2 separate regions of the Homo sapiens genome follow, and region 1 is linked to region 2. A link is a contact called in ENCODE Hi-C data. All regions are on one chromosome and are shown on one strand. Each heading gives the region's core, a stretch centred on a gene start or an enhancer-like site at or near the end of the contact. The rest is flanking DNA. Distances are from core to core; before and after follow the strand shown.

What was found. Hi-C counts contacts between places; a loop is a spot of excess contacts on that map. Pooled maps may share reads with other maps.
Region 1: a loop to region 2 is called in a pooled map, with 10 times the contacts of the local background. The contact joins the promoter of PLA2G12A here to the promoter of FAM241A in region 2. A Hi-C loop is called at or near these places in 5 of 50 pooled maps.

Annotation. Positions count from the first base shown.
Region 1 is chr4:109,728,796-109,733,558 of GRCh38, forward strand. PLA2G12A (phospholipase A2 group XIIA) reads right to left here and starts at 1,275. Exons shown (of 4, transcript NM_030821.5): 1 at 807-1,275. The coding sequence starts at 1,014. It also overlaps a transcript of CFI not described here. RefSeq lists enhancers at 664-733, 1,393-2,269 and a silencer at 1,064-1,403.
Region 2 is chr4:112,144,036-112,148,157 of GRCh38, forward strand. It overlaps FAM241A (family with sequence similarity 241 member A), which reads left to right and starts at 1,419. Exons shown (of 2, transcript NM_152400.3): 1 at 1,419-1,698. The coding sequence starts at 1,546. RefSeq lists a silencer at 1,200-1,849 and an enhancer at 2,190-2,329.

The sequences.
Region 1 (4,763 bases), core at 25-2,524, 2.4 Mb before region 2:
ATCTCCCAACTGCTCTCTTAACATTTTCAATTTCCAAACAAAAGTCCAATATTTTTCTGACCTATTAAAATATTTAAGCACTCAAAAATGTGCTACAAAAGAACTATCTCTGCCTGAAATACTGAGTTGATTAGTACTCATACCGCCACCAAACAAATTCTCAGGTTCAAAGAGAAAGTTCAAAAAATATTAAAAGAGTAAATGAAGATAACTGTATTAACGTTAACCAACAATGAGGAGGAGGCGGGTCACTGATATCTAAGGAAAGAAGAGTTATCGGAACCCTTTCTCAACACTCGAGTACACCAAAAGTCTGTACAAAGGTCGCAAGTTATTGTCTATGGGTTTGCAGAAAAAAAACCATTTAATATCAATTATAGAGAAAGTTAATACGGCATGGTTTTTAAATTCTCAGTTTGCTTCGCATGTTCATCCAATTTACAGAAGCAAAAATGAGCTAAAACCAGTCTGTTCCACTCTATTCCCATGATTCCTACGTCAGTAAGTTCTTCGGCAACTTGGTGCAATTGAGGGGGGGAAAAGGTAATTCAGAAGCAATGCAAATGGGACGGGGGGTACACCTCTCCGTTAGAATGTGACCTCTCACATTCTAACAATAGTGGTGCGAACTTGTACCCAGCTTGCTCAATCACTAGAACGGCAAGATTCTAGCAGTGGTTAAGTTTTTCCACAGCCGAAGGACACCGTCAAGGTCTGCCTTGCATCTGTCACTCACACCTCCAGGATCTCCGTCACCCCAATCCCCCGAAAGCACGAGCCCTCGCTGGGCCCGGGTGCCCCCTCACCGTCACTGCATTTATACTGGCAGAGACCGTCCTCGCCTCCCAGGAGGTCCAAGGCGGCGTTCAGGTACGTGTCTATCTTATGAACGCCGTTCCGGATGGTCTTCAGGGTGGCTCTCCAGTCGGTGGTCTGGGCCTGCTCCTGGCACCTGACAACAGCGGCCATGAGGAGGAGCAGGAGGGTGAGCGCGGGGCGCGAGAGCAGGGCCATGCGCGCAGCGCCGGGCTCTACGGGTCCCCGAGCCGCGGCGCGGGGCGCGTCCCCACAGAGTCCCCAGGACGCGCTAGGCAGCGGCGCGGGCCCCGGACTTGGCAGCAGCCAGCTCCATATCCACGCCTCCTTCCCGGCTGGCCCTCAGGATCTCGCTGTCTTTACGTGAACCGCCTCGGGCAGGCAGCGCCGTCGCGGGGACGCGCCCGCTCACCTGGACCAGCGCGCCCGCTCACCTGGGCCAGCAACCGTCCCCTGTGCGCCTGCGCCGGAGCACGGCGCGTCAGCGGCGCACGGGAGGGGCGGGACGCGCAGGGGTGGGGCGGGGCGGGGGCGGGGTTGGGGGGGGCGGGGAACCGGGGGAGGGGCGCGCGGGGCGGGAAACGGGGGCGGGGCCTCCATGCCCACGTGGTCTCCGCGGCACCCTCCCAAGACCCTTGGTCCTGGTTCACAAGAGAACCTTAAAAAGTACCCAGGCCTGAGCCCCTTTTCTAGGGAGCCTGATTACGTTGTCCCAGGTGGCAGTGGGCGTCGGTATTTTTTAAGAAAGCTCTCCGGGCTGTTAACCGTGAAGCAAGAGTTGCAGAGCTAACCCCGGTGGCCTAACCTGACCAGTCGGGGCTCAGCACAGTAGCCCCGAGAGACAAGCTTTTCTGGGTGTGGACAACATCGGAGAAAATAACCCCTGTGCCCCCTCGCAGAGAGCGCTGCGAGAGGTCCAGCTGAGTTTCCGGCTTGAAGACGTGGTTCCATTGGCAATGTGGGCAGAGTCCGGCTGTCAGCTCGCAGAGCAGGGCTTTTCCTCCTTGCGTCCTCTCCCGGTCCTCCAGATCTGCTGTGGCCGCGGTTGGGGGAGCGGGATCTGGAAGATGCCAACCCATGCCTTGGCGGTGCCTGACTCTAATCAGGACGAGCTAAATGCTAGTTTAGACTTTCCGGAAAAAGAAAATGGGCCAACATAAAAATCATAAAATTCTCCCCTGGTAAGGAAGAAACAGTAGTGTAAACTTAAATACAGTAAAAAGTAAAATAAATCTTAAGGAAGTCATTGTTTTTCTACTCAAGGGATTTTGTAACTTGATAGTTACAGTGACGTTTGTTTCTCTGTACCTACCACCCTGCCCCCAGCATTGTGCGGGATCCATAAATAACTATTGCAGTAGTACTTTGTATCAGTTGTAAATATCTGGTTATCTTAGTATCACAGCAGTTTCCAAGAATTTTACAGTAAGATCCAGAGCAATGTTGAAAGTATTGGGCAGACCAAGCGCGGTGGTTTACGCCTGTAATCCCAGCACCTTGGGAGGCCTGGAACTCCTGAGGTCAGAAGTTCGAGACCAGCCTGGCTGACATGGTGAAACCCCATCTCTACCAAAAATACAGAAAATTAGCTGGGCGTGGTGGCGGGCACCTGTAATCCCAGCTACTCGGGAGGCGGAGGCAGGAGAATCACTTGAACCCAGGAGGTGGATGGATGTTGCAGTGAGCTGAGATTGCACCACTGCACTCCAGCTTGGGGCACAGAGCGAGACTCTAAAAAAAAAAGAAAGTGAGTAAGTATTGGGCATAGGTGTGTCCTTTCTATAAGAATTACCAATAAGTTCTAGGTTTGGCCTTTTGTGTTTGTTACAAACTAAATGAGCTTATAATAAACGTTCAGTGCACAGTTCATAAAAATTACATCCCTCTTTATTGAGTGCTTACTATGTGCCAGGCACTTCATGAATATGATCGCTCACATTCAGAACACTACTTTACAAGGATGCAGACTTTGGGCAAGTTAGAAACATAGAAAGGCATTCCTCCCTACAAACAGGGTAGCCCAACAAACGGTGTAGCTCCTGGCTGGAGACTGCCTGCACTTCACTCAGCCCCTCAACCAGGAGTCTTGGGCAGTGATTAATTCCTACCACAATGGAGAAGGGGGAAGAATGTTCCCTGGAAGGTATTATTATCTTCCTCTTTTACAATAAAAGAGTCGAGGTGAGAAGTCATGTGACAGTATCTACTCCAAACCAAGGCCTCTGTCTTCACAAAATACCACAGATATTTTTATTTTTTAATTTTTAGACAACACATTTCAATACATTTTAAAAAGGGAACTTAGAATCATTGTCTTAGCTTTCTGGAACATTGGTTTCTCAGCTCCAAAGTATGAAAGTTGGACTAGATTACCTCTGAGATACCACCACCTGAATCCTTAAACCAGGCTTGGTTCTTACAACTCCCTAGTCCAGGGACAAGACTTTCAAAAGAAAGGATAGAATGTAATAAAATAACCTAGTTCCAGCCCTCAGTTATGACCCAAAGCCTCTCCTTTCCCCCACTTTCTCTATTTATTTACTTCTTTGTGATCTCATCTAATTTCTTACACCTTAACTACAGCCTATACTCTGAGGAATCAGACGTAGTTTTCTTTGTCTGATCTCTCCTTAGGGATTAAATTCTCAAATGCCAGTTCTTCTGGCTTGATGCAGCTGTTCTCTTTCTCTCAAGCAAATCTTTCCACTGTCTTCCCCATGAGAATCACCACCATTTTTGTAGAAAACAAGACTCTAAGTTTTATTTTCACATTCTTTTCACATTTAATCATTATATATTTGTTGTTCTGCTGCAGTAATTACAAGGTTTACGTTTTCCTCTTAATTGATGCTGTTAAATACCAGGGATCTGCACTGACCACAGACTATCTGTATAATTTGTAGGGCTCAGTGCAAAATAAAAATACAGAGCCCCTTGCTCAAAAATTAAGAATTTCAAGGTGATGGCCGGGTGCGGTGGCTCACGCCTGTAATCCCAGCACTTTGGGAGGCTGAGATGGGCAGATCACGAGGTCAGGAGATCGAGACCATCCTGGCTAACACGGTGAAACCCTGTCTCTACTAAAAATACAAAAAGTTAGCTGGGCATGGTGGCGGGCACCTGTAGTCCCAGCTACTCGGGAGGCTGAGGCAGGTGAATGGCGTGAACCCGGGAGGCAGAGCTTGCAATGAGCCAAGATCGTGCCACTGCACTCCAGCCGAGGCCACAGAGCAAGACTCTGTCTCAAAAAAAAAAAAAAAAGAATTTCAAGGTGATAACAGCAGAGCATTAAAATAAGTACAGAGCCCTTTTGACTGTGGGGCCTTGTGCCACTACACAGGATGCATGCTCTGATTTACCATATCATATAAATTTTTTTTTTTTGAGTCTGGCTCTGTTGCCCAGGCTGGAGTACAGTGGCACAATCTCAGCTCACTGCAACCTCCGCCTCCCAGGTTCAAGCTATTTTCCTGCCTCAGCCTCCCGAGTAGCTGGGATTACAGGTGCCCGCCACCACACCTGACTAATTTTTTGTATTTTTAGTAGCAATGGGGTTTCACCAAGTTGGCCAGGCTGGTCTCGAACTCCTGACCTCAAGTCATTCCCCTGCCTTGGCCTCCCAAAGTGCTGGGATTACAACATGAGCCACTGTGCCCAGCTCATCTCACGTAACTTCTAGATGACCCACTTCCATCTTTTCTTCCCAAATTTTGGCATAAACTGTTTGAAAAGAGCCTTCTTTACAGGACACTTTCATCTAACCAGCAAAACCTGTTATTTTCATGACAGACATCATTAGTTGCAAATCCACAGCTGTGTTCCAGGTCTTTCCTGCTAGAGAGTGGCTAGCTTGTCTATATATACTTTGTGGTGGGCAGAAGCTGAAGATAGGAAGTCAGTTATGATACAGTAATCTAGGTATGGCATAAGTATGGCTTGGTCCAGGA
Region 2 (4,122 bases), core at 169-2,668:
TAAGCCTATGAGATTCTGCCTATTTTAATTCCTTCTCTGGGCCTGAAAACATTTTAATAGAAGATCCCAAATAACTCTTACTCTTCTCCATGTGTACACATGTTTACTTTCCATATTTACTTTTCTGTATTTTACCTGTACAATAACCCATCGTTTTCCCAATGTACAGATAAGGCATACACAGAAAAAAAAGTGATATTTTATTTAAACACCCTTCCATTTTCCTTGAATAAAATGGATGGAGTAGTACAAAAAATAATTATCAATTGGATATATTCCCCTCACCACCCACTGAGAAAGACATATTCTTACCCAGTTACAGAAAGATACATCATTTGATACACCATCAAACGACCCAAGGCTCCAACAAACAACACACACTAGGAAGCACTCAACAGAAAGGGACAAATACACAGACCTTCAGTGAGACACTAGGAAAGGAGGCTAAAGGAACAAGAGGGACAGTGAAATGTGTCTTCCTTGAAAAGGACGGGCAGATACTCAGGCAAGAACAGGGGTACTCTGCTGGAGAGTGTAACTGGGTGCATGTGTGTGTTTCTCTCTCACATACAAACCCACACACACTAATCTCTTATACAAATGCGCTCTCTCTTAAATATATGCACTGGCTCTCTCACACAAGTAATTTCTCTTTCACACTTGATCTCTCTCAGTTTCTGTTGTTCCCTCATACAATCTCTCTCTCACAGTCTCTTGCATACACATACAATCTCAATCTCTCTCTCTCTCTCTCTCTCTCTCTCTTTCCCCCCCCCCTCCTCTCTCTCTCTCTCTCTCTCTCTGAAACGGGGTCTGGTTCTGTCGCCCACGCTGGAGTGCAGTGGTGTGATCTCTGCTCACTGCAGCCTCGACTTCCCGCGCTGAGACGATCCTCCCACCTCAGCCTCCTGAGTAGCTGGGACCACACTGCCGCCACCACGCCCGCCTAATTCTATTTTTAGTAGAGATGGGGTTGCCCAGGCTGGTCTCCAACTCCTGGGCTCAAGCTATCTGCCCGCCTCGGCCTCCCAAAGTGCATACAATCTCTTATACGCAGTTTCTTTTATATAGAATCTCTCTCACACACACACACAAATCACGCTCAGCGTCTCTCTCACACTCTCTAACGGTCTCTTACGCACACACAATATCCCTCATACATACACACAGCCTCTCTCATGTACAATCTCCCTCATGCAGTGTATGTCCATAGTTTTTCACACAACACCCTTCTTCTCTCAGTCTGTCGGCCTCTCTCTCAATCTCACACACACACCCCCGCCCCCCAACACACCGTTGGCCCCGCCCCCTGTCTTGGCCCCTCCCCTGTACGGCTCCGCCCCGACGGCCGGGGGTTGGGCGAGCCAGTGACAGGAGGGGCCGGGCTGGTACTTCAGGCGCCCAGGCCGGCGGGGCGCGCTCCGGCGGCTCCTGTCAGCGGCGGGTGCGGCGGATCCCAGGGCAGCCTTCGGGCGGCGGCGCTGCCTGGTGCGTCGCGGCGTGGTCCTCCGGCGGCTGTCCGGGGCGGTAGGAGTTGGCTGCGGGATGTGCTCAGCCGGGGAGCTGCTGCGGGGCGGCGACGGCGGGGAACGCGACGAGGACGGGGACGCGCTGGCGGAGCGGGAGGCGGCAGGGACCGGGTGGGATCCCGGGGCGAGCCCGCGGCGGCGCGGACAGCGGCCGAAGGAGAGCGAGCAGGTGAGCGCGGGGAGGGGCGGCGGCGAAGCGGCCGGGTCGGGGGCCGCGAGCCCCGCCCGGCGTTGGAGGGAAGGGGCCCGGCCCGCGGGCCGCGCCGCAGCTCTGCCCCGCGTGGGCACTGGCTCCCCGGCGCTCTGGGAAGTCGTCGCCGGGAGCGGTTAGACGGCGCTCCCAGGAGGAGCGGCGGGGTCGCGCGAGTGCAGACGCCAGCGCCGGCCCCGGGGTCGCGTGTCTGGCGGGGTCAGCGTGGTTCGTCCCCTGGCGTCCGGCAGAGGATTCTCAGGCTGGCGCCCAGGGCTCGGAGGAAATGCCCTCCATAGCGGTGATTTATTTAAAAGCCTCACTTGTAAACACTTCTTTTTCAACTTCGAGTCCGTGCCCTGCGCCAGGTTTAGGAGACGCCGGCTCCCCTCCCGCCCTCCATCTTGCGTTTCCGAGCCCACACCTAGCGTGTCTGGAAGGTGTGGGTGGATTCCGTCCACGGGCAGCGCTGAAAGCATGAGTAGGAGCGGGTGTTACAATGAATGTCTTGACAGGGACTCTCCCAGAGCACGTTCTTCATAAATACAGATGAGATCAAAGCTTCAGTTAAAAAGTGGAGAGGCAAGAATATTGCTTTCGGTTATAAGAGGCCAGCCATAGTAAGGGAAAAGAGAAGTTGCGTAATTTTTTAAACTCTCTGAGTTTATCTCATTTAAATAAAGTGTGATAATGGGCATTATAACATCAAATATCTTAAAGATTAGGCAAAAGGTTTAATTTTAAAAATTGAATTGTATGTTGGATGAATTTTCTACAGCAAATACAGTATTTAGACTTTCCAAATACCTGAGGTAAGCCGCTCTTTAGACTCACATTAAGGAGCAGGAATTCAAATGATTATTGGCCTTTATTACAGCCTGTACTGTTAGGACAATTAATACCTGTCTCTCCTCATCTTTCTTCATCTGTCCTTTCTGTCACGTTTCACAAATTCCAGTATCATCACTAAATGCATTAATAGATGTATACCTTACATTGTTTCAATAGGTTACTTAGGAAACAGAGTAATACTGTGTGGCACACAAAATATGCCTTAGCGTTAGGTTTGATCACCACGTGGAGTGTAATTTTTCATCTGTGACAATATAAGAGAAAGTGACTCAAGCAAATAATTTGGTAGCTTGTTCTTCGGATTCCCTTCCTAGTGGTTTTTCCCGTTAACTATTCATTTGCTCAAGGGCTTGATTTCCTCTAACTTAAATTGCTTAACTGGAAAAGTGAAGAAGACAGCACAAGAATTCCTTTGGGGGTGGGGAGGGGTTGCATTTGAGCAGGGGTTTCCAAAGTAAATTTTCAAATAGTTGTAAGGGAGCATATAAAAATACTTCATTTAAGCTTCTGTGTACTTCATTAGTATGATTATGTAGACATCACTAATAGTTGTGGTCTTTCCAAAATTGCTTATGGTACAAAGTAAAAGGATAAAACAAAAAATGAAAAGTACATCTTAGAAAACATATCACTTTGCATACCTGCCTCCTTCATTGAATGTCATGAAAGTTCATTCTCCTGTACTCCTTTGAAGTGTTATTTTTATCATTCTGTTTTTGCCTCAAGATTTATTAATGTATTCTAAGCCCCCATACACAATAATTGAAAATCACACCGGAGATAGGCATTTCCTACTACATTAGCACCAAAGAAGAATTAGTCAAGAAGACAAAAATAAGCAAAAAATTGGTGCAACCCAACCCATTGTTGTAAAAAGCAAGCTTTTCTGATAAAACGTTTCTTGGTAATGTTATCACAAAGCCTTGTTTTCTAGTTTTTTTCAAGTTCTGTAAATGAAATTATGCATTGCCATGTAATGATGGTAGAAATAGTATTACATGTGTAAAGATATTTGAGGAAGAAATGAAATTAACAACTATGGAACATATCCCAAGGACTCATTTTATTTAGTTTTTATTTAGGGAGATGATTTTTGTTTGTCCTGTTGGTTGGTTTAAGGATACAAGGACTCCAGATTACAAATGGAATATTTTTGAAAGATTGGTTTCTAAGTTAATGATTTAGAACTTAAGGTGAACTTTTCCATGAAAACAATGATATAAACAGGAACAGAACCAAAACTAATTAGCTGGAAATGAGACAGAGGCCATCTTCCTGCCGTCTTTTCTACTTGGCACGCTCACTTCGTGTTCCGGAGTCATGGATAGCCTCATGGGTATTGAGAGGAAATTAGAGGCAGGAGCTAGCAGAGGCGCTCCTTTTAACCCAGAAAAGAGCTATGGTTGTATGCTCTTGAACACCATAGCTCCAGAGGCACCTGACTTGTGCTCCTCTAGCTCTTTCAATGATTTTGTCAACACCTAATTTTCTGTATTAAGTCCCTTTCTATTTCTATTCCCCTCACAGAGTTTGCCCTTTCCTAATAATTTG